2 separate regions of the Mus musculus genome follow, and region 1 is linked to region 2. Evidence: chromatin loops called from intact Hi-C (ENCODE). Cell type or tissue: left cerebral cortex. All regions are shown on one strand. Links, peaks and the distances in the headings refer to the core of each region. The heading gives the core; the rest is flanking DNA. Region 1 overlaps Daam1 (dishevelled associated activator of morphogenesis 1). Region 2 holds the start of Daam1 (dishevelled associated activator of morphogenesis 1).

Region 1 (15,003 bases), core at 4,688-12,687, 120 kb after region 2:
CTATCTTAGTATCAGATTCAATTTATTACTTTAAATTTTTTTGAAGTAAAGAAATCTCTTTCATCTTGATTCTGATTTTGACTAACTCTAGTGGTCCTGTGGGGAAATGCCTGTGTGTGTTGCCTGCTGACCCTTAGTTTACAGAACACTGCACCCAGTTACAGGCCCAGCTTCCTCTGTGTCAAATACAAATGGTGATATCTGCATTGGGGCATTGTGATGCAATAATTATACAAACATTTGTGTAACTTAACCTCCTTTAAAATGTTTAGACAGTTTATTAAATTACCATTTGCAGTTTTAAAATCTAACTTTGCATTGTTCTTGATGTTGTTCTATGTTGTTCTGTGTTGTTCTATGTTCTTACTGGTTGATTTTCTTTGTACAAATTATTTCCAGTAATTACACCATAGTAACGAAGAAGTACCGTCTGTTTTCTTTTATAGAGGAAATCTCTGCTGGCTTTAGAGAAGGAAGAAGAGGAGGAGAGGAGTAAAACCATCGAGAGTCTGAAGACAGCACTGAGAACCAAGCCCATGAGGTGAGGTGCCTCCCTTGGGTAGCACAGCACCCACTCCTTCCCTGTCCCTTTGCCTGCCCTCTCTCTCTCCCTCCCTCTCCTTCCCTCTCCTTTCTCCTTCCCTCTCTCTCTCCTATTTGCTGCAATGGTCAAACCTTGCTGGGACTCTTAAATTTAAAAGCACGTAACTGAACCATAGGTAGCCACTTGGATCACTGAACGTTTGATAAATGCTTTCCTTTTAAAAGAGATGCAGACAGTGCCTAGGATGGGCAACCTTTCTAACAGAGGGGAAAGGAGAAGGGGAGCGAGGAGAGGGAAGGCTAGAGCACAGGGATGTCACGGCCATCAGTCATTGCTCTTGGGAATGTCAGTGCAGCCATTTGGGAATGGAGTAGGGTAGCTAGTCCCTCAGCGTTAAGCATAGTACTGTCACATGACCCAACAGCTGTCCTCCTAGGTGTGTAGACAAGGGAAATGGAGATTGGCCCCAAACACCTGTCATGGTCATTGTCAGCCTTACTCAAAGTAGCTTTTTTTTTTTTTTTTAAAGTAGAAGCAGCCCATGTCCCCATCAGCTGACAGATAACATAGACCATGGGATATTTTTTGACCACTAAATTGTGCTCTTTAAATCAATGAATTTTATGGCATGTGAAGTGCATGTCAACAAAACTATTATTAAAAATAAAGATGGGTTGACATTCTGGCAAGGAGTGAATTCTCTCTGATAACCATTTCCACTCCATGTCTCCTACACCATCACTGCCCACTGAGGTCTCCAGGGCTCAGTGAGGTTTTGAGGGTTTTACAGGTTGCATTTCATTAACACTAGTGTCAGGAGTGAAGGGTCATGAGGTTGGGTCGAATGATATATTCTGTCTTTAGTAATAAAATGCAAACTTAAAAAGATGTCCTGAGCACCGCACAACCACTTGATGGGGGTTATCCAGGCATGAGGACGAACTCCCCACTTCTCAGCCTGTTGTGAACTCTCAGAAGCTGAGGAGTACAGAAGCTCCTTGGATAGTCAGATAAGCAGGGTGTGTTATCTCTGCACTGGCCCGGGGCTTACACACGCACACACACACACACACACACACACGTACGCACTCACTGTGAATCCTCGTCTACTTAACAGTAAGGGTTCTAAATAGTGATAAAAGTAATTCACAATGAAAAGCCTTGGCTCTTAACCAGTTTTATATATTAGGATTCCACGTAGCAGGTCATATAAAAGAAGGCATTTGCTATAAAACACCCCAGGAATAAAAGCAGTCATTTGTCTGATGAGCAGTAGAATTGAAAGATTCTGCTCTTTGGCCAGAAGGGGCCATGGTTAGGGCAATGCACCAATATGTGCTGCGGTGACTCAGATCAGCAGATGACTTTTAGCCGAGCACAGGAGAGACAGTCCAGCGATGGGGCTGGAGCTCAATGGCAGAGTGTTTACTTGGCAAGTGTGAGGCCATGAGTTCAATACCCAGTGCCAGGGAGGGGAGGGAAATAGGTATCTGCTGAGCAACTGCCACTTTCCTGGCTTTGTGTGAAGATACAATCTGTTGGTTGGTTCGTTGTACCACTGAGGTGCGTGCCTTGCCTGCAGTGGAGATTTTCCTTTCCACAGTCTAGTTAGACAGGCCATTGGGTCTGTGCCATGGAAGAGCCAAAGAGTTACAAAGGCCTCATTAATGTAAGCCTCTGGGTTCTTCAGGAAGTGAGTCGACTTCCTTTCCCCTGGGCTTTTCTATCAAGGATGGTTACAAAAGCACAAAGGGACAAATCTAACCACCTCTCTTCCTGACAGGTTTGTAACCAGATTCATCGACTTGGATGGCCTGTCATGTATTCTCAACTTTCTGAAGACCATGGACTATGAGACCTCTGAGTCTCGGATACACACCTCCCTCATTGGCTGTATAAAGGCACTAATGAACAACTCTCAAGGCCGGGCCCATGTCCTGGCTCATTCTGAGAGTATCAATGTAATTGCTCAGAGTCTGAGCACAGAGAACATTAAAACAAAGGTGGCCGTGCTGGAAATCCTGGGCGCTGTGTGCCTGGTTCCTGGGGGCCACAAGAAAGTTCTGCAAGCTATGCTGCACTACCAGAAGTATGCCAGCGAGAGAACCCGCTTCCAGGTTGGTGCCCACACCCCCCAACTCTTGTCTTTATGTAAACAAGCACTTTTGCTGGCCCTGAGGGTGGGAGGGAATTACTTAATAGTTCCCCCAGTAGTGAGGGCTCACACTTTGTCTTCAAACGTTCCCTTCCTCTTAGGTTCAAGAACCAGAAACTAGAATAGACTCTCTGCAGTCAGTCAGTCTGGGGTCAGAGATCTACTGAACTCAAAGCTGTGAGCCCTGGGCCTGGAGTACTTGCTGCTTTTACAGAGGGCCCAGGTGCAGTAGTTTAGCACCCACGCGGTGATTCGCAACCATCCATCATTCCAGTTCCAGGACATCTGAGGGCTTCTCCTGACCTCTGTGGGCACCAAGTGCACACATGGTGCACAGACTTACATGCAGGCAAAACCCTCACCCAGAAAATAAAAATGAATACATTTAATAAAATAAAACATCGTAACAGCATCCTGTATCTTAACATAGCCCCCATCTTCTGTATCCACTGAATGCAGTATCGCACCTGAAAAGTTTACAGAGTACTGTTCTTTATTTAGGATCAGAGTTAACAGTGAGATTGTGTCCTCGTATTTTTACTCAAAAACAGAAAGCAGATAGAGACAAGGAAGCAACGTTTCCTGTACTTTGTATATACTTCCTGTGAACACACCTGACTTCTGGGAATCAGTATAATTTTGACTGAAATTTTAAAAAAATTAACCTCCATGCATTAAAAAATAAAATTTCTTAAAATGAGCACAGGTCGGGTTGGCAATGTTTTAGACCCGTATTTTTCTACTTGTATCACTGACAGACGTTAATTAATGACTTGGATAAAAGCACTGGGCGTTATCGGGATGAAGTAAGTCTCAAGACGGCCATCATGTCCTTCATCAATGCAGTGCTGAGCCAGGGAGCCGGAGTGGTAAGATGCTTGCACTGCAGCCTTGCTCAGATGCATTAAAGAATGCTTTCCCTACACGGTGACTGCACAGTTGGAAAACCTAAATATGTGTCTGAATTTTCAGGAGAGTTTGGACTTCAGGCTCCATCTTCGCTATGAATTTCTGATGTTAGGAATTCAACCTGTTATAGATAAATTAAGGGAACATGAAAATTCAACACTAGACAGGTAAGTAAGTCCAATGTCTACTGCCACAACCTGAGACGGTCCGTGCAGCGCCCATCAGGTGGTGCAGTGCCAGCCCACGGGCTGCTTCCGGACTATCACATAGTGTGTTTGTCCCTGTAGACTGCGACATCTGGAATGTAGAACTCAGAGTAAGAGGCTAATAAAACTGTACAAATAAATAAATGAAATGAATAATTTTCTGATCTGTAGCTCAACAGCGAGCCAAGTGCAGGTATATGGGCTTCTTTGCCATGAACAGTCGGCAAGTGGGATCTGGACATGTTTTAGATTTGATAATTACCTCCTGGCTAGTTGTCCTCTTTTCCCTCTGATGATTTTATTTAACTCATCAGAAAGAACCTGGTTAAGCAGAGGCATTCAAGTTTTGTTGCCCGTTTCTTTAGGAGATGGCACTAGAAATCAGGAAGGCTCTTTTTGATTTTTCCTTGTGGGGCTGAGGGTGAGCCTCGGGGCCTTACTTTCCTGTCAGGGTGGTTACTCACCACTGACCACACCCCCTGCCTTTGCTTTTGAGGCAGGCACTCACTGTGCCCCTAGCCTGGGCTTGAGCTTGGGCTGCTGCTGTAGCTACCTCCTTAGGGATGATGGGATTACATCGTACAGCACCTCAGTGCGCCTAGAGCTACGCTTGAAAAACCCTCTGCCCCCTCTGCTTGTGTCGTGAGACATCCCGCTTTTAGTCATTTTTGTTCAATTTCCTTTCAGGCATTTAGACTTTTTTGAAATGCTCCGAAATGAAGATGAACTAGAATTTGCCAAAAGATTTGAACTGGTATGTAGGCTCATAATCGTTCTGGTATGACATGTCAAGTCAAAGGACTTGCCTCAGAAATGCATGTTCTGAGTTGGTGGGGGCCAGTGCAACCCGTGAGCTAAGTCAACATCCTGCTCTGTTACCTAGATGGCAGGATTTGATTGTATTTGCATCTTCCTTTATCTGGAGAATTAAGCAACTGGATGTTTGATTCGGCTTTGTTTTTCCTATAAACTAGGTTCACATAGACACAAAAAGCGCCACTCAGATGTTTGAGCTGACCAGGAGGAGGCTAACCCACAGCGAAGCCTACCCCCACTTCATGTCCATTCTGCACCATTGCCTCCAGATGCCTTGTGAGTGCTCCGACCGTGTGGGTGCCATGGAGACCTGGGACAGTGTCCAAAGCGCATACTCTGTATTCTCAGCAGTACTAACTAGACTGGGGCATACCAGGGACCCCAAGCCTCAGCTTTGTGGCTCCCCGGTGTTTGTTTCCTCACAGATTAAGGGCAGTTATGAAATCCTCAAAACGAAATGACTTATATTTTACTTTGATTTCAAAATAAATGCATGCCTTACAGCACATGTAGAAAGGGGTATGGAGAATGCCTCCTGACCAGGTCTGTGGCTCTACGGGGTGCCTGCCTGCTATTGACAGCGACTCATCCTAGTTTACACACAGCCTGAAGATGGCTTTCTCTCCCTCTCTTACTTTTTAGACAAGAGGAGTGGTAACACAGTTCAGTACTGGCTGCTGTTAGACAGAATCATACAGCAGATAGTTATCCAGAATGACAAAGGGCAGGATCCCGACTCCACACCTCTGGAAAACTTTAATATCAAGAACGTCGTAAGAATGTAAGTCTCTCATCATGCCACCTGCAAGATAATGAGATATCAGTTTGTCCTACCTCAAATAACAGCGGGGCCAGATGAATGGTTCTAGGGGTCAAAATGAGCTGCAGATAAACATAGCTCCATCTAGGTGACATCTGGGTTTTCCCCATTTCCCCAAGGACTCTGCAGTACACTGTTTGTGTGCCCAGAGAGACCACGTCTGGCAATGCACACGTTTTGTTTTCTGTTACAAGTATTCCTTTACCTGTTCCACAGGTTGGTTAATGAAAATGAAGTTAAGCAATGGAAAGAGCAGGCAGAGAAGATGAGGAAAGGTAAGTGGCCCTGGCAGGGCGAAGCTGCCTGGGAGGCCTGGCTGCTGGGGAGTTGGAATCCGGGCTCCAGGCTCACTCCTGTGCATCAAGTAGCCTTTCACTTTGCACACCTTAGGGCATTCTGCATTGACTTTTAAAAATGAAACCACTTCGTTTTCTTGCTATTCCCGAGGTGTTTCATCCTTTTGCTTTATTACTTTGTAAATAATTTTAGAAAAGATTGTAACATTTGCTGTGTAGAATTTATCATTGAAAACAAAGGTGGAAATTGTTGGTGCTTTATTTTAAGGGCCCCTACAATGGCTCTGCAATAAAGGTCCTTGCTGCCAGGCCTAACAGCCTGAGTTTGATCCCCAGGACCCACGGAATGGAATGAGAGAACTGACTCTTACTTCTGTACTCAGCGTGTGCCCTCTGCATACACTTAAGTGTGTGCGCACGCACACTCACTCATTCACTAAAGGTTTTGAAAAGAAGTCATTAACTTAAGATTTCCTTAAAACTATAGAGCACACAAGCCCCCACCTCACAGCCACGCTTCACTTAAAGTGTTTTGGGTTTGAATAAATACAGCAAGAAGGTTTAGGTTTCTACAGTCTTAGGACAAAACCGTTAGGCACCTTGGTACTAGCAGTTCTGTTCTCTCCATGGCCGTAATGTGACTCTAGTCATGGGCAGAGACACCATGTAGAAAATGAACGGCCGCTGTAGATATGTCTTATGAATGTTAGCAGGCCGGCCTATAGAGGTACTGGAATATGCCTTTGATGTTCTCAGCCTCTGATGGGACAGACATTCATGTTCCTCCTGGTGCCAGTCACTCACAGAAGCGTACAGCTTGCCTCCCTCCTTCAGAAGCTTAGCAAATTAAAGTCACCTTTGGGAAAACAGCCACACTCCCCCACACCTCACCATGGATGGTGGACTTCCTTCCACTTGTCAGAGTCATTCAGTCAGCGCTGGTGACATACAGCCACAGTCACCCAGGATATGATGATCTGAAGCACGTGGCCAAGAGGTGGCCTGAACACTCCTTTTTCTCACACCCCATTTCCTCAGCGCAGCCAGAAGTGTCAGGGGCTGCTGTGCAAACTGTGGCCGCTCTTTACCCACATTGCTCTCAAGTGCTCTTTACAGTACATCCCAGAATCCACTGTGAATGGAAAGAAGAGGCACACTGTCTACGGCCAAGACAAAAAGAGAGATTAGGTGAAGGAGAATGCAGTCCACCTTCTTTTTTTTTTCAAGACAGGGTTTCTCTGTGTAGCCCTGGCTGTCCTGGAACTCACTTTGTAGACCAGGCTGGCCTCGAACTCAGAAATCCACCTGCCTCTGCCTCCCGAGTGCTGGGATTAAAGGCATGCGCCACCACGCCCGGCCACAGTCCACCTGCCAACCTGACACAGCCCAGAGTCATCTGTGGCAGTCTCTATTTAAGGGTTGCCTTGATCGGACTGGCCTATGGGCATGTCTTTGAAATATTTTCGTAGTTGAAAATTGATGTAGGAGAGCCCAGCCCACTGTGGGCCGTGCCACCCCTAGGCTGTAGGCCTGAGCTGTATGAGAAAGATAGCTGACTGTGAACCTAAGAGCAAGCCAGCAAGCAGCACTTTGTGATTTTTGCTTCAAGCGCCTACTCAAGTTCCTGTCTTGTCTTCCCTCAATGACCTATTGAGACCTGGCAGTATAAGAGGAAATGTGCCCTTCTTGCATTAGTTGCTTTTGGTCCTGCTGTTTACCACAGCTCTGGAAAGCAAATGAGAGCAGTCGGTGAATGCACGCTCAAGAACGCACTCTAATGTGTGTAGGTTTGAGCTCACAGTTGAGTGCATTTGGGACAGGAGATTTAGGGTCATCCAGCCGTACATTCAGGGGACACCTTTGAATTGTACTAGCTTCTCAGTGGGCATCTGACCCCCACCTTCCTTCCTGTGATCTCCTCTTTCACAACACGGAAAGCGAAAAATAAAATAAAATAAATGGAAAATGAGCCTAGTGGAGCACATACTAACTACACAGCAACCATTACAAGGGTTCAGGGGTAGGATGGCACAGGAGAAAATCTCCAAGGTCAGTGGGAAGAATGAGGTGGTCTGTAAAGTTATGGTCAAACAGAAGAGAAGAGAGATTATCGATAAAATGAGTTCTTGTCTGGGAGCTTCAACTGACGAAGTCAGATTGCATTCAGAGGAGGAGACAGGAAGCTGTTTGAACTGAAGTTGGAGCCTATTGGAGGGAGAAGGCTGTGGAGGCCAGGCCTCTGAGAAGGGATCGAGAAAGCCTCAGTGAATGAACAATAAATGATGCCAGTTTGGGAGACAGTTTACAGGCTGGCACTTGCCAAACCTGCCATCATCCCAGGATCATCAAGGAGTTTGACCCAACCAGTCTCTAAGCCCCGCCCCCTACTCCGCCCCCTACCTACCTTCTAGATTGGTCACAGAGGGATTTGGCCAGTGGCCTTGGATTGCTAGGAGCTCTCACTGCATCTGAGGTATAACCAGATTTGTCAAAAGACTAGTGAGGAAAGTGGGGAAGGAACGTCCCGAATCACTTAATTATCAGTGAAGTGGAGATAGAAGAGGGAACTGGGATTAGATGCGGACTGGAGTCATGCATCAGTGTAATGGTAGACCTGATGGGAGGTTCTTTTTTATTTGAAAGCTGATAAAACTCAAGGATTTTCATGGCTCACACCTTCCTGCAAATTCCAGTTTGGAGAGCCATGGAGGAGGGAACCTCAGTAAGAGCTTAAATGTGTTACCAAGTTCAGAAGTAGAGAGCGGCGGCGGCATGTTGCTCAGCCCCAGTGGGCGGTGTCACTAGTGCACTCGCTGGCAGGAAAAGAGGCTTTGAGGAAGTATTTGAAGTACAAACCTGCAGCCTAAACTTCACTATTGCTCGCTTCCGAAACCCAACACCCCTCCTACAGCTTTATATTCCTTGGCAAAATGAATGGCATTACTCTGAATTAGATGCCTCCTCCTGTCCCCCTCCTCCGTCCTCTGACCCCTGAGCCTTCCACACCCGAGGAAGTCACAAACCACACCTGAGAGCTGCTGTTTGCCCTCTCAGTCCTTGGTTCCCATGGTAATCAGTGCTGCTACCCTTTAGATACTGAATATGGAGACAATAATGTTTGCTTTTACTACTTTTAATAATCTCTTGCCAGAATCGTAAAGTAGTTCAGGTCGCCTTGCAGGAGGGCAGGGGACCTGACTCAGCTTCACAGTACACACTGGGCCTGCCAGCAGCTCTCTGTTGTAGCACAGACTCCTCCTCTGGCTAGTGGGAGACAAGCCGGCACATCTCATCCACCAAAGCTGCCCTTCTCCCTGACCCATTTCTAGTATGTGAGCAGGGGCTTTGCTTTTCAATAGTCATCTTCCCTAATGTCGCTGTGAGGCCACCAGTATGACAGGATCCAGAATTAAGGCAACATTTTCCATGAGAAGTTGCTCAAACTTTTTTTTTTCTTCTCATTTTTGGCACCATGGCTCTAAGGTCTTTTCTTCAGTCTTTCCCAGAACGCAGTTACTAGAATAGTTGTATGAGGCCTTTTCCCAGAACAGGCACCGTTTAGCTCCTAAGTTGCCCTTCAGTGAAGAATGATACCTGGGTCAGGTTGACCCACAACTTCTACATCGTCCTTAGCCCATAGGTTGTTTTTTTTTTTTTTTTTTCAAAGAAAATGCTTCTCTCTGACAATTCCATTTTCATGTCCTGTTGTTCTCTCATCAAGAGCACAATGAGCTACAACAGAAGCTGGAGAAGAAAGAGAGAGAATGTGATGCTAAGACCCAAGAGAAGGAAGAAATGATGCAGACCTTAAACAAGATGAAAGAGAAGCTGGAAAAGGAGACAACTGAGCACAAGCAAGTTAAGCAGCAGGTGGCAGACCTCACGGCGCAGCTCCACGAGCTGAACAGGGTGAGCGAGGGCTGATTCCCGGCCCCTGTCTACCAGGGTGACGAGACCCTCTGAAATACACAGCTCTGATGTAGGGATGAGATCTGAAATGCTTCGCTGTTGATCTCAGTAGTGTGGACTCGAACCACCAACGTCCTGTGGCTTAGGCAGCAGAGGAACTTTGGAGTTGTGTTTTTACTACCAATCTTGTCCTAAGAACAAAGAAAGATCACATTAGCTTCTTAGAAAAGGGACGTCATAAAGCCAAACTGTGGGATGGTGCAAGAAATGAGAGAGACTCCAGGGACAGGCCCTAATGTGTCCAAAGACATGAGGGTCAAGATCTACCTACCCTCGAAAACCATGTCCTCAAAAATGTGGGTGCTTTGTTGCACATTCCTTCGACAAGATTAGATCTTAAAGTCGTTCAGTGACTTTTCTTCCATTGACTTTCTTGGTCTTCTCTTTCCAGAGGGCCGTCTGTGCAGCAGTCCCAGGAGGACCCTCACCCGGAGCCCCTGGAGGACCCTTTCCTTCCTCTGGGTTGGGGTCTCTTCTCCCTCCCCCACCACCCCCACTCCTTTCAGGTGGAGCACTTCCTCCTCCACCACCTCCCCTCCCTCCTGGGGGTCCTCCTCCTCCCCCAGGGCCTCCTCCCTTAGGAGGAGTTCTGCCACCTCCTGGTGCTCCAGTGAGTCTAACACTCAAGAAGAAGAATATTCCCCAGCCCACCAATGCCCTGAAATCCTTCAACTGGTCCAAGTTGCCTGAGGTAAGCCATTTGTTCCCATTTTCCCATTAGTGGATGAGTGGGTGGCACCTGTAGCTCTGTGTTCTCAGAGGGCAACCGTCCCTGCTGCTGGGTAACTTGACCATCTAGTGTGGACTCAAGGTTCTCACCAGCTCCTATGTTAGTTGACAATGTCTCTGTAATAATTATACATTGCTTCAAACCAGCTCACTGGAACATCCTGTAGAATTATAAATTTGAGATAATGGTACTTAAAAAAAAAAAAACCAACAATCCACCCTACTTACTCTTTTTTCTGTATGACTGTCAATCATGGAACTTGTTAACTTGCTGTTTCTAGAACAAATTGGATGGAACAGTATGGACTGAAATTGATGATACCAAAGTCTTCAAAATTCTAGACCTTGAAGACCTAGAAAGAACGTTCTCTGCCTACCAAAGACAGCAGGTAACAACATGAGCCTTCCAGATGCCCCAAAGTCCTGTGTCCTTGGGCATGGCTCCTGGGCCATGCTGCTTGGTCTCCCCAAGGCGTTCCTGTAAAGCAGCACAGCTACCTGTCCCTGTGCGTGTCCAGTGGCCCATCAGTGCATGTGAACCACTGGAAGGCATGTGGACTCTTTGTGGAGAAGCTTCCTATGGTAGTGGATCTACATCTTCTTTATGTATAGGCAGCACTGTATGTTATATGTGCTTACTCAAAATGAATCTCTAGGCGAGTTAGGATCCCCTTGCAGTGTTTGTTTCTGAAACCATGCTGGGCTGTCGGAGTTAGAAATATCCAATGGTTAGGCTCAGAAGAAAAACGCTTTTTGGACTAGACAGACTCTTGAGAAGTTTGGGGTTTGGTAAGAACTATAATTTGGCAGCTAAGTAGAATCTACAGAGGAGTCTTACCCAGACATCATGAACATTATAGACTCACTAGTACGATTGTGCGAGCTGAGCAAGAGTGAAGCTGTTAATGATAACAGGAGAGCGAGAAAAGCTACTACTATCCTTCCATAATGGTGGCCAGAACATGGTGTGGGACCTATTGCCTGCACACAAGGACAGGCCCTGGTAGGTAGCCTCCTTGTATGCACTCTGGTCACATCTGTGTAGAATCTCTTGTTGCTCTAGAGGGCTTTCTCCAAAAGTCTAAAGTGTGGGTAGAAAAGGTTACAGCAGAGTAGCTAGGTATAGAGAATTCAGAGGAACAAAGAAAAGGAGAGAGGCAAGGTCAGAGCTCTGGAGAGGGGGAAATTGAGTCCAGGAGTGTGGAAAGGTTCTTAAGGCAGACCAAAGGGGAGGACCTGTGAACCAGCACACTGCCTTTAGATGGGCCAACAAGTGCCAGGCATCTGCACAGGGGTTTCCTGAGAGCTTCCCTGGCAGCCTGGCTCCTATGTGAATGAGCAGGGTGGAGCATCCTAAATAAGCAGCAGGCTTCCTTGTCTGCTCTCTTGGCTTAGCTCCTCAGAAAGGCTGCCTCAAAAACCAAATGCTAGGCACCAAGGAAGAGATGGGTGGACAGAGACTAGAGAAAAATGAAGCTGGGGGGTTCTTTTCAAGATGGTTTCTGATGTATTTGTGTGGGAAACAGGGTGCTATTCACCAGAGGATTTTACTGTGAGAGAGGGAGAGTGTCTATGCAGGGCCTTTTTGTGCTGGTTCAGTAGACTAGGAAAATAAAGTCCATTGCCTGCCATGATGCCATTAACCCTCACCAGCCCTCACCCAGCCCCTTCATAAGTACAAAGATGCCACGTGCACTGTTGTGCGCCAAGCTAGGGAAGGTGACAGAAAAGGAGATGAGGGCTTGTTCAGAGAATAGTGCACCTTATGTCTCAAAGAACAAACAAAGGTGTGCTCAGAGCCCGTGGCCTGCAGCTACTCAGCCCAGTTCATTTCTGATTGGCTTCTGTGTTCTCCTTCTTTCTCTGGTGCCCTAGGAAGGAGGTCCCTGGATCCAGGCATAACATTTTAGCAGGTTTCCATGTAATTCAAGTAATCTTATGATCTGGCTACAAGTCCCATTCCTTTCGCACTTCAGGTTGTCTGAGGTGAAGGTTTGGAAATGTAGAAAAGTGTATTCAATGGAGGGGAAGCGACAAGGGTTCCACATGGTGCAATTCAAGTCTAAGCATGTGGGTTGCATTTGTGATGAAGGCAGGTGGTTGAGAGGCCCAAGTTTACAAGCCTCATAATTAACCGGCTTTCAGCAGAAAGCACAGAAGGATGCTGCCAAAAATGCTCTGGGACAAATATGTGGACAATTTTCAAGAGTTCTGGGAGAGACAATTGCAGAAAGCTCTGCAACTGAGTAACTGTTTCCTAGCAACCAGCACTGTTTAAGTAATCAGTAACTCATCCCGGACAGGATAGACCAGAACATTTCCGTTCTTCTTAAGACTGGGTAGACTGGTGAGGACGGGCTATCACCATATTTCCAGCAGTACTTTCTGAAGACAAATGTCAACACACCCACACCTCTTGAGTATTTTAAATATTCCCCTTCTGGTATAAAAATAGAAGATAAACCATCAATTTATTTTCCAAATGAGGGTAACTTGAGCCACTTTGTTGCATTTACATTGTTGAGAGTCAGAAAATGAAAGGCTACAGGCATCTTAATTGAAATATGTAGGTCAGAGTAAATGAGGTTATTCTTTCACCCCAGAACTACAGCATCAAAGACCTGTGTGTGTTCATTCCAGACATGGCAACACAATATGCAAATATCACCACATTTAAACTGCTCTTATTTCTAGTACCAAATGAATACCAAGAATCCATCTTTTTCCATGTTAGCTCTTTCCTGCCTCCAAAGATATGAAACTTGTCTAACTCTGGACTTGAGCCATTTGTTTGTGTTAATGAATTTTTAAGGCATTCGGAGGAACACACATACATCATACGACAGGCATCTGATAGGACCATCTGAGCCTGATTTTGACATAACTCAGCATAATTTAAATAAGGAGTGACACTTTGGGAATGTATGCATTCGTGTATATATATAAACACACACCTCCATAAATATATACATTTGCCTATAGTTATAAGCTTACAAGCCATTCTGTCATTCAAATCAGGTATTTAGTTTGTCTCCCTTATATAAAAATTGTGTCAAAAGATCAGATGATTCAAATTCGTTCAACTTTTACATGAGCCCACAATATAATTATAGTATAAAGCAGAGATGAGACAACCATAAGTAATTGTCATATGAACCAAGACATTGGTTGCTATTGGTTATGTGTCTGGTACTCGGTATGATATAAACAATTCTTATTCTCATCAACCATAAAATTTAGTGCTCAAGGAGTTTCTGTGTTTGTTTCCTTATTTAATTCTCATCCCAACTCTAGGAAGGAGGTGATATTCTTATATTGCAGATACTGTAAACAGGGCTTAGTGTGTCCTCAGTATCCCAACAGGCGCCAGCCACACTGAGGACAGTCTCGCTTTACAGAGTTCTCGCTTTCTCTTTGTTCTTCAGTCTGTGGCTTTATTCATTACCACCACCAGACTGTGGGGAGTGGGATTTTCTTTTAAGTGCATGCATTAAAGGTGTAGAGAGCCAGTTGTGTAAGCCTATGCCTCTCATGAAATGCAACTATTCCCCTGGGCACATTCCAAAAGTTCATTTGAAAGTCAATTCCTTGAATCTCAAGACCTTTTCTTCATTGGAACTACATTACACATGATCTCCAGGTCTGCCCCAAGAGACTGGTTTTTAATACATAGCATCAGATGCTGTGTAATTGTTTTATGAAGATACAGTTAAATAGCCCTCACATCTGTAATGGGAAATTTCATCCTGACATGCTAACAGTTCATTTCTATCTATACAGATGGATAGAGGGAAGATGAGCTAAAGAGACTATTTGCATATAGGAAGTCTTCACACTAGCAGCTCACAGAGTCTCTCTCTCTGCCTTGCCCTTTGCCTGAGGACAACTCTTCCTTTAGGAGTCTATGATCCCCACACAGTGTAACATTTCAAAGCCATCATCCTTTGATTTAGGGAACAAAAGACAACTACTGACCCAGGCTCCATTCTCCAACTCCAGTGCCTGAGTGTAAGTTTTAAGTCCTTCAGTGTCCCATTGGGAATATTCAGCCAGATCTACAATTTCCTTAAGAACAGTCAAGAATTTTTTTTTATAGTCAAGTTAGTTTTTGCATCTAGTTTTCACATTGAAAATTCATAAGACAGTTTCGCCCCCTTCTTCAGCGATGCCAGTTTTCTCTCTTTGCTTTGCGGTGCTAGAGATCAAGTCTCGGGCTTCATACATTCTACGCAAGTGCTCCCCCACAGAACTGTATCTCCAGCTCTCAGTCAGCATACTTCTTAGTCTTAGCACCAAAAGACCAGAAAAACTGTGAAGAGTGTTGTTGGGTTTGCTTATTTAAGTGTAAGGCTGCAGAGATGGTTCAGTAGGTAAAGTAACACCGAGCCTAATGGCCTGAGTTCAAACCCACCTCGTAGAAGGAGAGACTAGACTTCCACAGTTGTCCTCTGACTCCATGCATAGGGTACATGCACACACACAAATAAGAAATAAACAAACATAGTTTTTAAGTAGTTTGAAGGTCTGTGGTAAGAAGTATCAAATAAGGATTGTATGTA
Region 2 (15,003 bases), core at 3,874-11,873:
AATACCTTACTTATAAATCTCTATGTAAGGCAATAGGGCACACCGACCAGAACATCTATAAGGAAAGCAGCAAGTATCTGCATATTTGGGCAGTGGATTTTTAAATGGAAATATTTTGCTGTTACTCTGTATTTCTACTTCAGAGGATATAGTCATAGCTTGGTGTGGTGGCACGTCTGTGACCCCTGCATTTGGGAGGTGGAAGCAAAAGGATCAAGAGTTCAAGGTCATCTTTGGTGACATATGAGTGCAAGGCTACCTGGGCTACATGACACTCTACCTCAAAAAAAAAAAAAAGACAAAAAGTTGATGCATGATGCAGAATAAAATTGATAATGCCCTAAAGATCAAGGGCTAATTATGTTAAATTCAATAAAAGGGATGGGGAGACATATATCTCCCTGATTGGTAGGCTTGTGGGTGATCTAAACTTAAGCAGCAATATTTTCTAAATTCTCTACAGAGAACACTGATAACTGTCACAATTAGGAAACCCCAATAAAATGGGTCTCACAATATATAAAATACTGTGTGCATGGGCAATCTTTATTTCAGATATTTATTGAAATATCATTGTTATTTCCAGGGACAAGACCAGAGATCATCTTCTGCAGAAACTTAGAACTACATGACAGGGACAATACAAAAGAGCAAGGACTCAAAACCAATAGTATCTGGTCCAGAAAGTGCAGAGCACCACCCACGTCAATCCTCAGCGACTGTCAGAGCTGATTTGTGAAGTTACGTTTACTTCTTTGTATTGTTTTATATACATACCATCTCATGTGATACATGCCCTTCATTCAACGTGGAAGTCCATTCATATGAATATCACTTGTTAATTTTCAATTTTCATTTCCAGGGTTTTAAGGTAGCCCATTATTTTCCAGCTGCACTGGGGCACAACAAAGTTTGCTCCTTTATGACGTCAGTTTGCCTTGTATATTTCTATACATGATGGTTTTTAGCAGCATCCTATTTGGTCTTTATGTTTCCTAATAACCTTGAGCACCTTTGAATACATATAGCTGCCGTGTGTGTGTGTGTGTGTGTGTGTGTGTGTGTGTGTGTGTGTCACCTGCACAAAAACGTTGGCCATTTCCCTTTGGAGTTATATGTCTTTTTAGTGATACACTGTCCATTTTAAAAATAATGAGAGTGCATGTGAGGTTCAGTAGAGTAGTCATCGACATCATGTGGTTTTTGGAAACTTAAAAAGCGTGGTTATTGTCACTGAGGGATGACAGTTTTAACATTTTATTCATTTTATTTCTACATGTGTGTGTGTGTGTTGCCTGAATTTATGTCTGTGCACCTCACGCCTGCAGTGTGGCCAGAAGAGAGCATCAGATCCCTGAGACTGGAGTTACAGAGGGTCATGGTCGGCTACCTGGGTGCTGGGAATTGAAGCCTTCCTCCTCTGGAAAAGCAGCCAGCGGGTGCTCAATCTAGGCCCTTTTGTCAATTTTAATTAATTTAAAGTAGCCATAGAGGGTCAGCGGCAGAAGACTTAATTAAACAGGGCAAGTCTCCTAGATGAGTCAACCAGAGATGGAGCAGCTGACAGGGAAGAGCTGAGATATGTGACACAGGAGGAGGGGGCTGAGGAGGTAGAGCGCGGCTGGGGATGGAGCGGGGATGCGGCTTGAGAGGAGTGTCTTCCCAAATGTGCTGGGACTGATCAGAGACTATTCTGCAGAGTTTTGGGTGGCTAAAGCTATTTTCTCTTCCCTCTTACTGTGTGTGCCTGATGGTATTACTATAACTGGTCTTGCCTTTGCACACAATTTCATTTCCCTTCATCTATCCTTCAGCATTTCTGAGTGAAATGAAGCTTTCCCAAGTACCTTTGCAGAGGCTGAACTGAATTGTTGGCCCAGAATATTCCAACGTCCCTCTTCCTCGGGAAGAACCACATTTTACCATAAAGACCCTGGCAGAGTTACCAGCTTTATGTAACGTCACATGAAGTCACAGTGAGGTTCACAGTGCTGGGGGCCATCCAGGAAGGCTCCCAGACACACAGAGATAGGTCATGAGTTATCACCCTGAACCACAGCATCTCCTTCCCATAGAGGAGGGACTGGGCTGCCACCATGTGTGTCAGGAACAACTGGGTGACTTGTGGGATGTAGACTGTCCTTGCTAGAGGTGGGCACTTGTGTACCTCATGAGTTCTGAAATGAAGACAATGTTCTTGTTCTAGGGATCCACCTGACCATGACTTTGGGTAGTAAGCTAGGGATAGTTGCCCTGAGACTGGGCAATCAGCTCCACTCAGGAATTTGACAGGAAAAACAAAAGGACACAGCACAGAGACCAGGCTACTAGAGCCCTCTGAAAACCCCCATCACACTGCCCTAGAACTAGTCTGTGCCTGTTTCTTCAGAAGAACGTTACTAAGTTCTTTTGTTTGCATAAACTGCCCATAGAAAGTTCCTGTTGTCTGTCTCTGAAGGAACTGTAGAAGACAATGAGCATATCAGTTACCGTTTCATTAAAACTCTCAAACTGTTGTACTTTTAAAGAATAGAACAAATATAGAACAGAGACCTGACCACGCTGGTGACCAAATATCTTAGAAGCCTCAAGTGGATTCAAGACATTAGCAGCAGCAGGGGGTTGTCTTCATTCCTAGGTTGGAGGAACCAAGGGAGAAGGGATTGTTAACACAGGGCAGCACGACCTGGAAGAAGCAGAACTCTGAGGAGGGAAATCCACCACTCCTGACAAAAACACCACCCAGGGCTTCTCTGGAGAGGAGGAGGAAGAGTGAGGTTCTCCGTTCTTCTCTCTAACTCCGGCCTCCAGTCTCAGAAGTGCCTCTCCTAGCTGGGAAGCTTGGCAGAGGCTCCTGGGGAGACAGGACAGCTAGACTCTGTGGAAAAGAAGTTTTATATCTAAGAATGGGCCAAGGAACAGTGCCATTCCATGTTGGAGGTCTCCCTCTCTTTTCTTTCTAAGTTCCATGATCTACGGGTGGATTAGCATAAGTGTAGGTACTGCAGTTTCTAACCATGTACTATCATGAAGAAGAATTGTCTTAAGTGAGATGACAGTAACTATTTCAAAATTAGGTCCAGCATGGAAAATTGCAGATGATCAGCCTCTTTATAGTTCTCAGCTTCAGAAGTGTTTTTCTAGTACCTCTCTCTTCTTTTATTGAAAATATTTTTTTCATACAATATATTCTGATTATGGTTTCCCCTACCTCATCTTCTCCCATGCCTCTGCCCTTCCAACTCCACGAATTCTCTCTTTAGAAAACAAACGGGCAAACAAAACAAACAAAAAATACGAGAAGCACATAGACCTGCAGACAGACAGACAGACACACACACCATAAAAACACAAAATTAGAAAACAAAATATATATGTAGAAGATCAGAAAGGTAAAAAATACCCAAACAAAGCATTATGAGATAAAAAGTCTACAACATTACCATTGAATTTATTTTGCATTTCCATCTACTGCTGGACAGGAGTTCTGCCCTTAAGTGTATATACCCAGTGAGACTCTCTTGGAGAAAACCAATTTTCCCTGAAAGCCATTTTCAACTAGAGATAGCTTCTTGGTTAGAGATGGGAGCTCGTGTCTACTTCTTCATCTCAGCACAGGAACTTGATTTGGTTTGGACCTGTGACGTGTCTGTGTGTGCTACCATAGTCTCTGAGTCTCCTAAGTTCTTCAGTCCTCTTTGACCTGGAAGACAGTTTCCTTGGTGTCCTCCATCCCCTCTGGCTCATACAATCTTTCTGCCTCCTCTTTCCCCTAGTTTCCTGCGCCCTGAGGGATGGGGTTTGGTGCGGACATCCAATTTAGGACTGGGAGTTCCAAGATCTCTCGCATATTGTCCAATTATGGGTCTCTGTTCTAGTTCCCTTCAACTGTTGCTGAAAACTTCGAGTGAGACACTGATTTGTCGGTCTAACAGAATGTCATCAGGAGTTATTTTATTGCTATGTTCCTTTAGCAGAATAGCAGTTAGGTTTTCATTTGGTTTGCGGTTTCTCTTTTTTCAGGTTCATGGCCACACGAGCAGTGTCAGGCATGGCTTCCGCCTCACGGAGTGGCCCTTCAATCCAATAAGACTGTTGTTTGCTACTCCGACAATGTTTATGCCACCATCGCACCAGCATATCATACAGGCAGGTCATCACTGTGCATGGAAAGTTTTTGTAGTTGTGTTGGTGTTCGCCTTGAGTACCTCCCAGAACTGTGAACAGTCGTCAGCAGGTGTGAAGGCTCTAGTTAGACGCCAGCTCAACCTCCCTGTGTTCAGTGAGATATATAAGTGTTGTCTTCAGCAAAAGGCCATGGTTATCAGTTTCTGGAGAACAAACAATAGCCGATGGCGACTCTCTTTTGAGGATCTTGAACGCACATTTGGGAAAACCTTACTTTCTGCTGCTCTTTACAAAGCCCACAGCCATGCTTTCAGGGGTGTTCCACTTTCTTCTGAGAACCTACCTTGCTCTTAACCCTCATGCTTAAGTGAACTTTAAAACATCTTTATTATGCCTCAACTCTGCTTCATTAAAAAAAAAGCATTTCTACTTGCCTCCTCTAATACACAAAAGCATGACATGGTCTTACAAATAAGGAGACTGAGGTTCAGACAGACTATGTGACACGTGTAAGCAAAGGTGCAGGTCTAACCACAGGAATAGCTCAATCCTAAGGCCAGGCTCAACATACATCCTTAACTGCTGTGAAGTACCAAGCTGTTCTGTGACAACACCTGTAAGGTGATAAATGTTCATTTTTTCTCTCTTGGTGTCTTATTTCCTCCCTGAAGTAAAATGTGTAACCAGAGACAGGTGGTGCTATTCTGAAATATCAGCAACGTGCTCCACAATGCCTTTGTCTCCCACCCTCTCTGTAGAGATAGTCTATGCTCAATGAATCCAGGTGTTTCTAATTTATAGTCCATGATTGCTGGGTGAGGTGGAGTCTTTTGTAAGGTAATTCCAGGACAGGATCAGTTGTTTAAAAATAAAAGGAAAAAATATAGAAACCTTTCTGGCTTGGGATATAAATCTAGCTAGAGAGAATGAATGCTTTTCATGGTTTCGGAGACTGAGCTGTGTAAAAAGAATTGAATACAGACATATACAATGAGTGTGTGAAAGTTGGTGTGTGTGTGTGTGTGTGTGTGAGAATAGGAGTTCCTTTGTGCCATTGTGGAAGTGTTTACGAGTCTACTGATTTCAGGTCTACAGGTCTACAGATAGCATTTCTGATGCCAAAGAGCCATCTTGTTTCCCTTGGTTACAGGTGCAATAGTGTGCAGGGATCAGTTTAAATTCATCACTACTTAAACAGAAAACCAAGTCTTCTATTATCTATTATCTACATTTAAAGTTGGTTGATAGTTCTCTCTCTCTCTCTCTCTCTCTCTCTCTCACATACAAATTCCGTTTGTAGTCTATTTTGCATGCTGTCCTTTATACGTGGAGGTATGTGACACACCCCGTAATACTGTTATAGAGAAGGGATTTTTTTTTCCTTTGAGCAAGAGTTTATTCCTTTTTATTGCAGAGAACTAAGAGAGCTTGCAGAGAGGGCATTTCTTCTATAAAATTATTTCTCTGAGTGCCTTAACAGCATGCTTTCATCTCTAAGGACAAACCTTGCCTGATAGAGAGGCTCCGAGTTCAGTTTATTGACTCAGTAAAATCCAAGCTCACTGATTATGTTTCCACCTAAAAGCTTTCCACAGTTATAAGATTGGGGGAACATTTAGAACCATGTGAGGTTGGGTTTCTTTCTGAATATTTTCCCACAGCCAATTGAACAATACATTAAGCCTACCCATTAGTTGGAGCATCACCGCTTGTACCCTTGTTCTGATGGCCAAAGGAACAATTGTGTTGTCTAGGTTCCACTTCAGATATTTGAAATAGAATAGATCAGAAGAGCAACAAAGTTATATCCTGCTTCTGTGGAGACAAACGGTTCTGCTCTGTACAGAATAGGCTTGTCAAAAGACGATCAGAATCCAACAGCAACCTCCTCTTTCACACACACAAAAAAAAAAAAAACCCAAAAATCAAACAAACAAACAAACAAACAAACAAAAAAACCCATCATTTTCCCTCTCCTCTGAGATGCTCCTCTAGTTCCAAGAACGTATTTCACTTGAGCCTTAGTGTTTGAAGCAGAAAAGGGAAGATAAGTAGTGATGTGATATTCCACCAGCAATTAGGTGAAGAGTAGTTGGAAATTTTAATTGTCAGTCTTCATTTCCTGAGAAGCAAAATCTTAATTTTGCTGGTGGAAGAGGGCGTGTGAGCTGATCACAGCAGTGCCATTGAGAGTGGAATGAATACAGCCCCCCCCACCCCCAAACACACACACACACACTTGGACATTTGTTCCCTCTATTTAAGTTTCTCACCTTTGGTGTTATTGAATGAGATCATGAAACCGAAAACTTTTATGTATTAAAACCAAAATCTTCCAGAAGGGTCAGAATTTCACTTCACACCCTTTGCTAACACTTGAATACACATAAAAGTGTCTGAAGATCGGGGGCAATCCTTGAAGGGTACTGTTTGCTTAAAGGTCTTAAAATTTTTATATTTTTGAAAGGAAATGTGCGGGGAACAAGGGTGGAGGGAGTGTTGTGGATTTTAAAATTTTATATATGAGTAATTAACTAAAACTTTGAGATATGCATGTTATCTTCGGAGGAGCTGAGAGCCACCAGAGCGGGAAGTCCCTAAAGGGATGAACAAAAGCATGGCTGTTCGATAGTTTTATCTCCACAGCAGCAGGCTTTCAGACGCAGGATTGTGGTGACTGTCTCTGTCTTCTATTACACAGCATTTTCATTAGTGACAGCCGCCGGTTTTTCTCAGGTTAGCCAACTAAGTTGTCCCCAGCTTTCTTCTTGACCACTCGACTCGGTCTTGGTTTAAAAGGGAAAAAAGGAAAGAGAGGAGGAAGGTGAACTAACCCAAAGTGTGGTTCAAGGAGATTCCTTTTTTTCCGCGGCTGGCGTTGTTTGATCCTTGGGGATGTGAGGAAATACTGATTCAGTATTCAACCCAGAACCCCTGGAGTCCTATGAATTAGTGGTTTTGAGCAGGGAAGGAAGAGAAAGGCTTTTATGGACCCTTCCCAGATGGGGGCAGGAGAGCCCAACCGAACAGAAGTGCCTGGCGGGTGTGCGCGAGTTCAGGACGCCCCTTGGTCCTGCAGCCTACCCGCTGGCAGGATCAGAGGTCAAGTCAAAGGGCACGGCCGCTGGGTGCCTCGCCCTCTTCCCCAAACATTATGCCCCTAGGCTTCTGACTGACCACCACTGGTTCTGCTAAACTGGAGGGCGGGGAGGGGGCGGGTCTGGGGGGCGGGGAGGGGGCTGGCACAGAGGGACAGAGATGCACCTCGGTAAATGTAGTTCCTGAGCGTGAGGATGGAGAGACTGTTTCGGCTCTGTCTGTAGGACTAGGACTACAACATCCAGAATCCTAAAGGCGAGTCAAAGCGTCCATGCGCAGTGGGTGCCACCTTGTGTCCTATCAGAGGAGACGAGGGTGATGTCACCTGCGAGTTGGTAACCTACGAGCGGCTGTGAAGGGAACTGTTTAACCGGATCCCATTGTACCGGGAGCGCAGAGCGGCCTTTCCAGCATGCAGCGGCTGCTCAGGTGAGGGGACTCCTCGGCTCGCCCGCCGCACTCATTCATTAGCGGCACCGCACCGTGGCGCGGGGTGGGCGTGCTGGTTCTTCGCGCTGTCGCGGCGCGCCCTCCTGCTGCTTCCCGGAGCTCCGGGGCCAGTAGGTAAATATTAAACTCGTCCTTCAGGTTGGGTTTGGGTGGGAACAGGACCGAGACAGCTACGAGCTGCCAATCTAGGCTTTGGAAAATGGCTGCAGCACGGCTCGGAGCGAGGCGAGCCTGAAGGAAGGCATCCCCGAGGATGGGGTCCCTCCCTTCTTTCTTTCCGAGGCGCTCGGTGGCCGTGGAGCCGGCCGGGTACATCTCTCTTCTTCCCGGCCACAGGCTCCCCGGGGCCAGGGCTGAGGGAGCTGCGGCAGCGGGCGGCGCTCCTGGGCCGCTGGCTCTGTAAGATCCGTGGGCATGGCCGTGACCGCGATTCCCCTACCATTCCTATCACCTTCGGGTCAAGTCATACTCAAAACGGAGGGGCTGACTAATCCAGGCAGTCTCCGAGTTTACTGTGTGCAGAGAGAAGAAGGAAACCTGGCATTGCGGAGGCCGCGAGCCGGCGGCTAGCTGCGGCGCGGGGAGGCTGCGTCTCCGGGGGACTGGATGGGGTTCCCCGCGTCCTGCTTCGAGGGGCGTATCGCAGTCTTGGCTCTGCCAAATGGAGCCCTGCAAAGGGCACCTGGGCGTGGGCTAAACGCTCTCCTTAGAACCATGGTGGTGATGGGGTGGTGGATAACCTAATGATAAGGTTCGCTGTGGGGGCAGGAGGGCTGGATAATCGGGTTTATCTAACTGGTGCCCAAACCAGCTGTTTGGGATTGGCTTGTCTTCTGACTAGAGAGGAGAGCAGGGCGAGGCGAGGCCGGGCCCGACCCGACCGGACCCGGCCCGGCTGGACAACTCGAAAGTCTTCTGGCTTTTCTTTTCCCTTTTTGCGTCAGCTCCATTCGTTCATTTACTCACATTCATCAAACCCTTCTACGGTCCTTTGCACGTTGCTTACAATCAAGGTTTGGGACGTTCTGTCCCCTCCCCATAAAATGTTTTACTGTGCTCAGAAATAGATTCCTCCTCTCAGTCTCTCTCCTCCACCGTCAATGTTGGGAGAGCATCCAGAGCAAATGCTGCCCGTGACCGTTTTGCCCCCATTGAATTGGTAGTTTCTTGAGATTTGAGCCGGACCTAGTGAATTGAAGCATAGTTTGCCTGCAAGACGAATCCGGTTGCCATGGCGACTTCTGCCTTTGGAATCTTAACAGCTCGCACTGCTGTTTCAATTCGTTGTGGCTCTGCGGGCAGCTGGGAGGGTGTGGTCGGGGGGGTGTGGTCAAATGTTTGCCCTGGGCCCAGCTGCTCCCTCTTCCTCACCCTCCTAGCAGCTCTGGGACTCCCCCATATTCTTTCCTACATAGCTTGGACACCATATTTTTGGACCTGTCCCCTCCCATGTGCCTATACATCATCTCAAAGCGAATTGTCTGGGGCTTTTGTTCTAAGGTAAACTAAATTTGGAAGATGTTTTTCCTCCAACGAGTGAACTGTATCTTTCCATCATTATCATAGTTAATAGTGCTGGAGGCAATTTACTTAACAAGGTCACTCTTCCCAGGCCTACACAGCTCCCTGGTCAGCAATTACCTGAAGTACCATTACCTGTAAATGACAGAGCAATTAATAATTGAAGTTGAGGTATGGAGAACAGAGACATTGCAATTTTTATGAAATCTAAACTCCAGCTGAAGATCCTTAAAGTGGAACTCTGGAGGCTGAAAACAGGAGCCCTAGGTCCTGTGCCAGCATTTTATGTGATGTCCTGCTGTGGGCTAACAGTTACCTCTGGGAGCACCTGTCATCTCATTGATAATGTAGACAGGGGAGTTCAGAGAATTCCTAACGTTGGTTTTAGGTTTAAAGTTTTGAGACTTGGAAAATGACTCCTCCTCCAAATAACACAAGGCTTAAATTCAGCTCTGACATTGTAGCATTCAACTTGTGTTGCTGGCCCCCAAACCAAGATCCTTGGGGTAACTGTTACATAAATGGACAGGACAGCTATAGTAGTATTTTAAAATTTATAATACACTTGATACTCCTATTATCCCAGCATCTGGACTTTTATGTTTTAGTCATAATTAGTTGCTTAGATTTTATGGTTTGCAGATTCACAATGAATGTAGTTTATTTGTAACTTAACTGAACAAAAGGCATTTAAATTATACTAAGATGTTTGTTTTTCATCTCCTGTTTGCATTCTCTTCCAAGTGTGGTATCTCTCAGAAATGGGGGATGGTGTGCATAGGAGTGTCTATGCAAGTGCATTCATGTGCAGGTTAATACTTGGTTGTTGTGCCAAGTGGATAATGCTCACCGTCTTAAGCTTAGTTACATCACTGTGAGGCAGCACTAGCACAAGTTAGCACTCTCTTGTTTATGTATTTATTTTTGTTCTCGGATTTATAATGACAGCAAAATGTCCTTCGTTTATTAGCTTGCTTGTCAATGCTTCTTGGTGCTAAGCTTTTTGAAGGCAAGGTCTTTGTCTTCTTAACCATTTCAGAATTTGGAACAGGTCTTTTAATAAGCATGTGTTAAATGGGTATTAAGGAGGATCAGAAATCCAAGGTTTGTATTTTTTCTCCTGACAGTTATGTAATTTGTTGTAATAATCCCCCCTTTTTTGATTAGTACCTACACCTTGCTACAGTTCTTTCCATGAATATAAAAATGATATATATATAGTTATTTTATAACTAATTTTGGAACTAATTCACCTACATAGGTTATTGTTTTTCTTGTTATAATTTCTTAGTACACTTAAAGAGATACTTTTATTAGTAGTACTTTCCTTGGCCTAGATAATTTTCCCAGAAGGCAGATGGCAGGAAACTAAGGAGAAAGACAAAGGCAAAGATAGCCGCTTTTGTCAAGCCACCAGTGGCTCCTAGAGTTGCTGGGAGACCGCAGTCTGTCATCTGGGGCAGAGCGATTCTATAAACAGGATCTGCCGGTCCAGGCCAAGTCTAGGAGAGGACATTAGTGTGGTGTTGGTAAAGCTGGTATGCGGTGGTCACGTCCTGTGGGTCTGGAAAACTGGAACCATCTTGAGAGAGGTGATAGAGAAGGGTCACGTCCTTGAGTGGAACTGGAATCCTGGCTTTCTCCTCTTGGTGGATAGTTCTGAGTGTTGAGAGTGTGCTTGTGGATAGAGCTACTTTGTTTAAAACACTGCTCCTAGTGTTAGTCATTGGCCTCCTAGAACAAATAAGGTGCTTAAAAACAAAACCCAGTTAAGACTAAAACCGTTTCATTTTGTAAATATTTAGAGTATGGTTTTGGCTTGAGGATCTCAGGTTCTTCTGTGAAAACATTTCAAAGTTGCAGCTGGATGGGAGGGACGAAGCTCAGTATCACTGAGAGCTTCAGGTGTTCCGTTCAGAAAATGACCCACAGAGCTTGCCACTGGGGGGAGGGGGGTCTTCCCTAGCATCCTCTATTCCGTGTTTTTAAATCTTAAGTCTATTTCTATTAGTTCAGGAAAAAAACAAAACAAAACTTTGCCAGCTGAGGTTGCCAAACTTGTTTTCTCTACAGGGCACTACAGTTGAAATGAGAGTGCTTCCCTGCCCCCCTCGCCCCCAACCCCCTTGGGATAAGGATTGTGAATTACTGTCACTTGTTCTGGTGTTAACTCAGTAATGGAAGAAAACGTCCTGGATAATTTCAAAGCTAAATACTCACAACGTCCGTCCTTTTTAAGGAGCTGAAGGGATTGCATAGGCTTCATTTCAGTGGTCTTTTGTTTCTGCTTGTGGCTTCTAAGTCTGGTTGGCAGAACAGGCTGAGGTGGAGTTAATCAATTTTGGAGTTACTTAGTGAGTGTATTGTCCTTTATGTATATTGTGGTCCAGGTTGCTGAGAGAGCATGTCTTCACCTCCTTAGTATCCCTGCTGAAATGAGCTCAGTTAAAGGTGAGATGCCAGTTGATCTCAGTGACCTGTATTCTGCCCACAGCAGAGAAGGGTGGTGTCCACCTTCTATTTCCTGGTACCCTTCCCGGTGTCCCAGGAGCAGAGAACAGAGCATCTCCAAGGGAGTTTGCTTCCTAATGTAAGAATGGATTGAGTTTGTCAAATCTTTTAAGAGTACAGCAACAAGGGTTCTGTCCCCACCACCTCACCCCCTACCCTCAATTTTTGAGACAGGGTCTCATGTATCCTAGGCTAGCCTTAAATACAGTAGAGGACAGGTTTGAACATTTGATTCTCTTCCCTCTGTCTCCCAAGTGCTTTGATTATAGCCTTGTGCTACTATACCTGCTTTGTGCATGCTACAAAGGAACATCAGTGGAGCTACACATCCAGCCCCATATGTAGCACTCGAATGATAGAGCTTTTGAATTTCCTTTTTGCTATATTTTATAAATATATATTTCATATAGACAGAGTATCTGAAAAAAGGAAATATATTTATATCCTATATTTAAATCTTTTGGAGACTGTCCAGTTTCAGACCCTATTTGTGAGGATAATTTTCCACTGGATTGCATCCATCATCTGGGTACAGGCTTCTCACCTAGTAAAGGGCAATAGATGCCTACTTTAACAGCTAAGAGGCTAAGAGGAGCCTAGCATCTTAGTTTCCCTCCCTTTTAAGGTAAACTGTGAAAGCTCTTTTGAAGAAAAAAAAAAGAGAGAAAACTTTAGCAGTAGTTAAACATGCAATCTGATATTGAATATCCTTAGGCATTAAAATAACCCTTTCTCCTTCTCCCTACCTCAAAAGAGAGGCTCATTATATTGTAGCAAATTTGGAGCCAAGTAAACAGTTGTAATTCTTAAGCCATAGCTACCATTGTGAATTAAATGTGGAAACCTAGGGAAGTGAGTTTCATTTCCAATGCAGTCGGTGTGACTTCCTGACGTCCTCTTTTGGCATAGAACTCAATATTGTGCAACACTGACAATATTTGATGTAGACAGTTGACTAAAGCTTAAACTTGGTAATTTAGGGGGATAATGGGCAAGCTGCACTGTAATAGCAGAGATTGCCAGGAAGAGAAAATGCAAACACAAGCCTGTTTGCCATTAGGCTGCTAAGACATAATACCTCTGTGCCAGACATAGACTTCGGGAGCTTTCTCTCCCACCCCATCCATCTGGCTACATTTCTTAAGTATGTCATTCACCTTTAGCAAGAACCAGAGTTCATTTCTTCTGTGAATTGCACCAGGTTGGAGTCGAAGTTCCTTCTATTCCTGCCAGGCACACGGTTTGGGTCACCTGTTAAACTGCTCTTTGTCCTTTTCACTTCAGAAGAAAATACCTATGATGCAATTGGCAAACAGTGCCTGTCTCATGGGTGCTTTGAGTCTAGACATCCAAAAGTAGATAGCTCAGGTCTTAGCTTTGAGTTTTGTTGCTCAAACATCTGGTTACTTTCCATTTTGTAGACATGGGCTTTTAAGGTCTAGTTATTGGTTAGGCTTGTGTTGTTAGAGATATACAGACCAGTTCTATATTATGGTTAGATCACCTTATTTTTGAGTCATGCACCTGTGACTCACCACGGTGTGTGTTTGTGTGTGTGCGAGAGTGTGCATGTACACACTCATACTTTTGGCTACCAAGCAGACTGAAACTAGATAATGCATCGCAGCTTTTTGGAGCATAACCATCACTGCCAGGGGCAACGAAAGTGTCATATTATAAAATGAACTGACAGAGTTTAGTTTCTTCAGACCCTGCTAGAGGCAAGGGTTTGCCAAGGAATTGTGTCAGTTGTCCTCTTGCGAAAATTGGGTCAGAACTAGAGACAGCTCACTAACAGTTTGCCAAAAGCCGCAGTCTTGTGTTTTTCTGTCCCTGGGGAATGGCAGGTATTAACAGTAAGTGTTTTGGGGTTGCTTCTGGGTTCTCCCCTGCTGAAACCCCTGGGTCCATAGAAGTTGTCTCTCACACCCTGTTGTCCCATAAAGTTCCTGCAGATTTGTACCCGAGAGGAGCAGTTGGTGGCAATTACCAGACTAGCCTGACTGTTCTCATGTGCCTGCACATAGATGGCTCAGGGGGGAAAGTGCTTGCCTGAAAGCTGGAAGACTCGAAGTCCATCCCTGGAAGGCAGGTGAAGGTGGAAGCAGAGAATACTGTACCCTGAATGAACAGGAACAGCTCTTTAGACTTTTAGAAAACAAGACAGTGGATTAACAGCTGTAGGTAATCCAGTATTATAGCTTTTATTTAATTCAGGATGGTGGAGGCAAAATCTCCCACTGGCATGTCTGGTTTACCCCGCCGTCCTGTTAGCATGTGGCAGTCTGTTTGTACAGGAGTGCTCCCCGAGTGCTTAGCGCCCAGTGCTACTGTGAGCTAAGTCAGGAAAGATGAAGAAGACAGAAATGCTTGAAATGGCAGCCAGTGACTGAGGCTGACTGCAGCCTGCTCTCTGAAGGTTAAATGGGCAGGCCTGCTTTTATCCGTTTGCATTTTTAATCAAGACTCAATTAATTTGTCTATGTGTGCCTGCATGAGTCTGTGTGCACCGCTTTTTGGAAGGTGTCCCTGGAGTCCAGAGTGCATCAGCTCCCCTGGAACTGGAGTTACTGACGGTTGGGAGCCATCACATGGGTCCTGGGAATCAAACTTAGGTCCGCTGCGGGAGCAGTGAGTCTTCTTAATGCTGAGCCATCTCTCCAGCCCTGTGTTTGTATTTCTGAGATCAAGAGTAGAGACTAGAGTGAACTAGAAAAATTCTGTGACCCAGTTGAGGCTTCAGACTCTGTGAGTAGGTAACATACCTGTGAACTTCAGAACTGCTTTGCCTGTGACATTTTCTGTCAAGGACTGATTAGAAATTAAAATCAAGCTACCTATGTATCTAATCTATATATATATCCATCCATCTATCCATTTTCCTCTGGGTTATAATTTGCTAACCCTGTTCTCAGGGACATGGGGCTGCCTTCACATGGCCTGCTTCAGTATCAGGGGAGCCACCGTCCTTGGCCTTCTGTGGCATCCTCCAGAGCCCAGAACAAGGTGGAGTGGCCTCTGAGAGCATGGCTCACACTGCATTTCTCCCACCAGGGCTCAGGTTGTTTTTCTAATGGAACCAGATGAGGGAAGTAGGTGGAGGGAGGACCAGGAGTTACTGGATTTCATTTATCTTATCACCAGTTTCCCTCTGGATTGTCTTTGTTTACAGTCTTCTGGGGCCAGGAATTCCTCTAACTTAGAGTGTGCACACTGTCAGGGATAGGCAGCTTTCACAGAGCATGCACACACTCAGGGACAGGCACACCAGGGCTCCCCACAGACAGTACGCAA

Evidence for each region. Hi-C counts contacts between places; a loop is a spot of excess contacts. Peaks named below come from ENCODE experiments on the same cell type or tissue, not always from the same donor. Only the 100,000 strongest peaks of a DNase experiment are listed, where the experiment ranks them.
Region 1: a loop joins it to region 2, with 2.6 times the contacts of the local background. A loop is called at or near these places in 3 of 42 quality-filtered maps.

What each region holds. Positions count from the first base shown.
Region 1 is chr12:71,941,727-71,956,729 of GRCm38, forward strand. It overlaps Daam1 (dishevelled associated activator of morphogenesis 1), which reads left to right. Exons shown (of 26, transcript NM_026102.3): 5 at 447-541; 6 at 2,328-2,661; 7 at 3,458-3,568; 8 at 3,672-3,775; 9 at 4,502-4,568; 10 at 4,789-4,906; 11 at 5,273-5,411; 12 at 5,667-5,725; 13 at 9,468-9,655; 14 at 10,107-10,406; 15 at 10,726-10,833. Among named protein-coding and RNA genes, the nearest start is that of Gm40440, 91 kb to the right of the region's middle. In left cerebral cortex, for the core only: a CTCF peak has its summit at 8,543; DNase peaks (open chromatin) are centred at 8,514, 11,796 and 12,613; H3K27ac peaks cover 1,053 bases.
Region 2 is chr12:71,823,541-71,838,543 of GRCm38, forward strand. It overlaps Daam1 (dishevelled associated activator of morphogenesis 1), which reads left to right and starts at 7,528. Exons shown (of 26, transcript NM_026102.3): 1 at 7,528-7,791. In left cerebral cortex, for the core only: CTCF peaks have their summits at 7,503 (motif pointing left) and 7,720; DNase peaks (open chromatin) are centred at 7,504, 8,059 and 8,915; H3K4me3 peaks cover 2,861 bases; H3K27ac peaks cover 2,387 bases.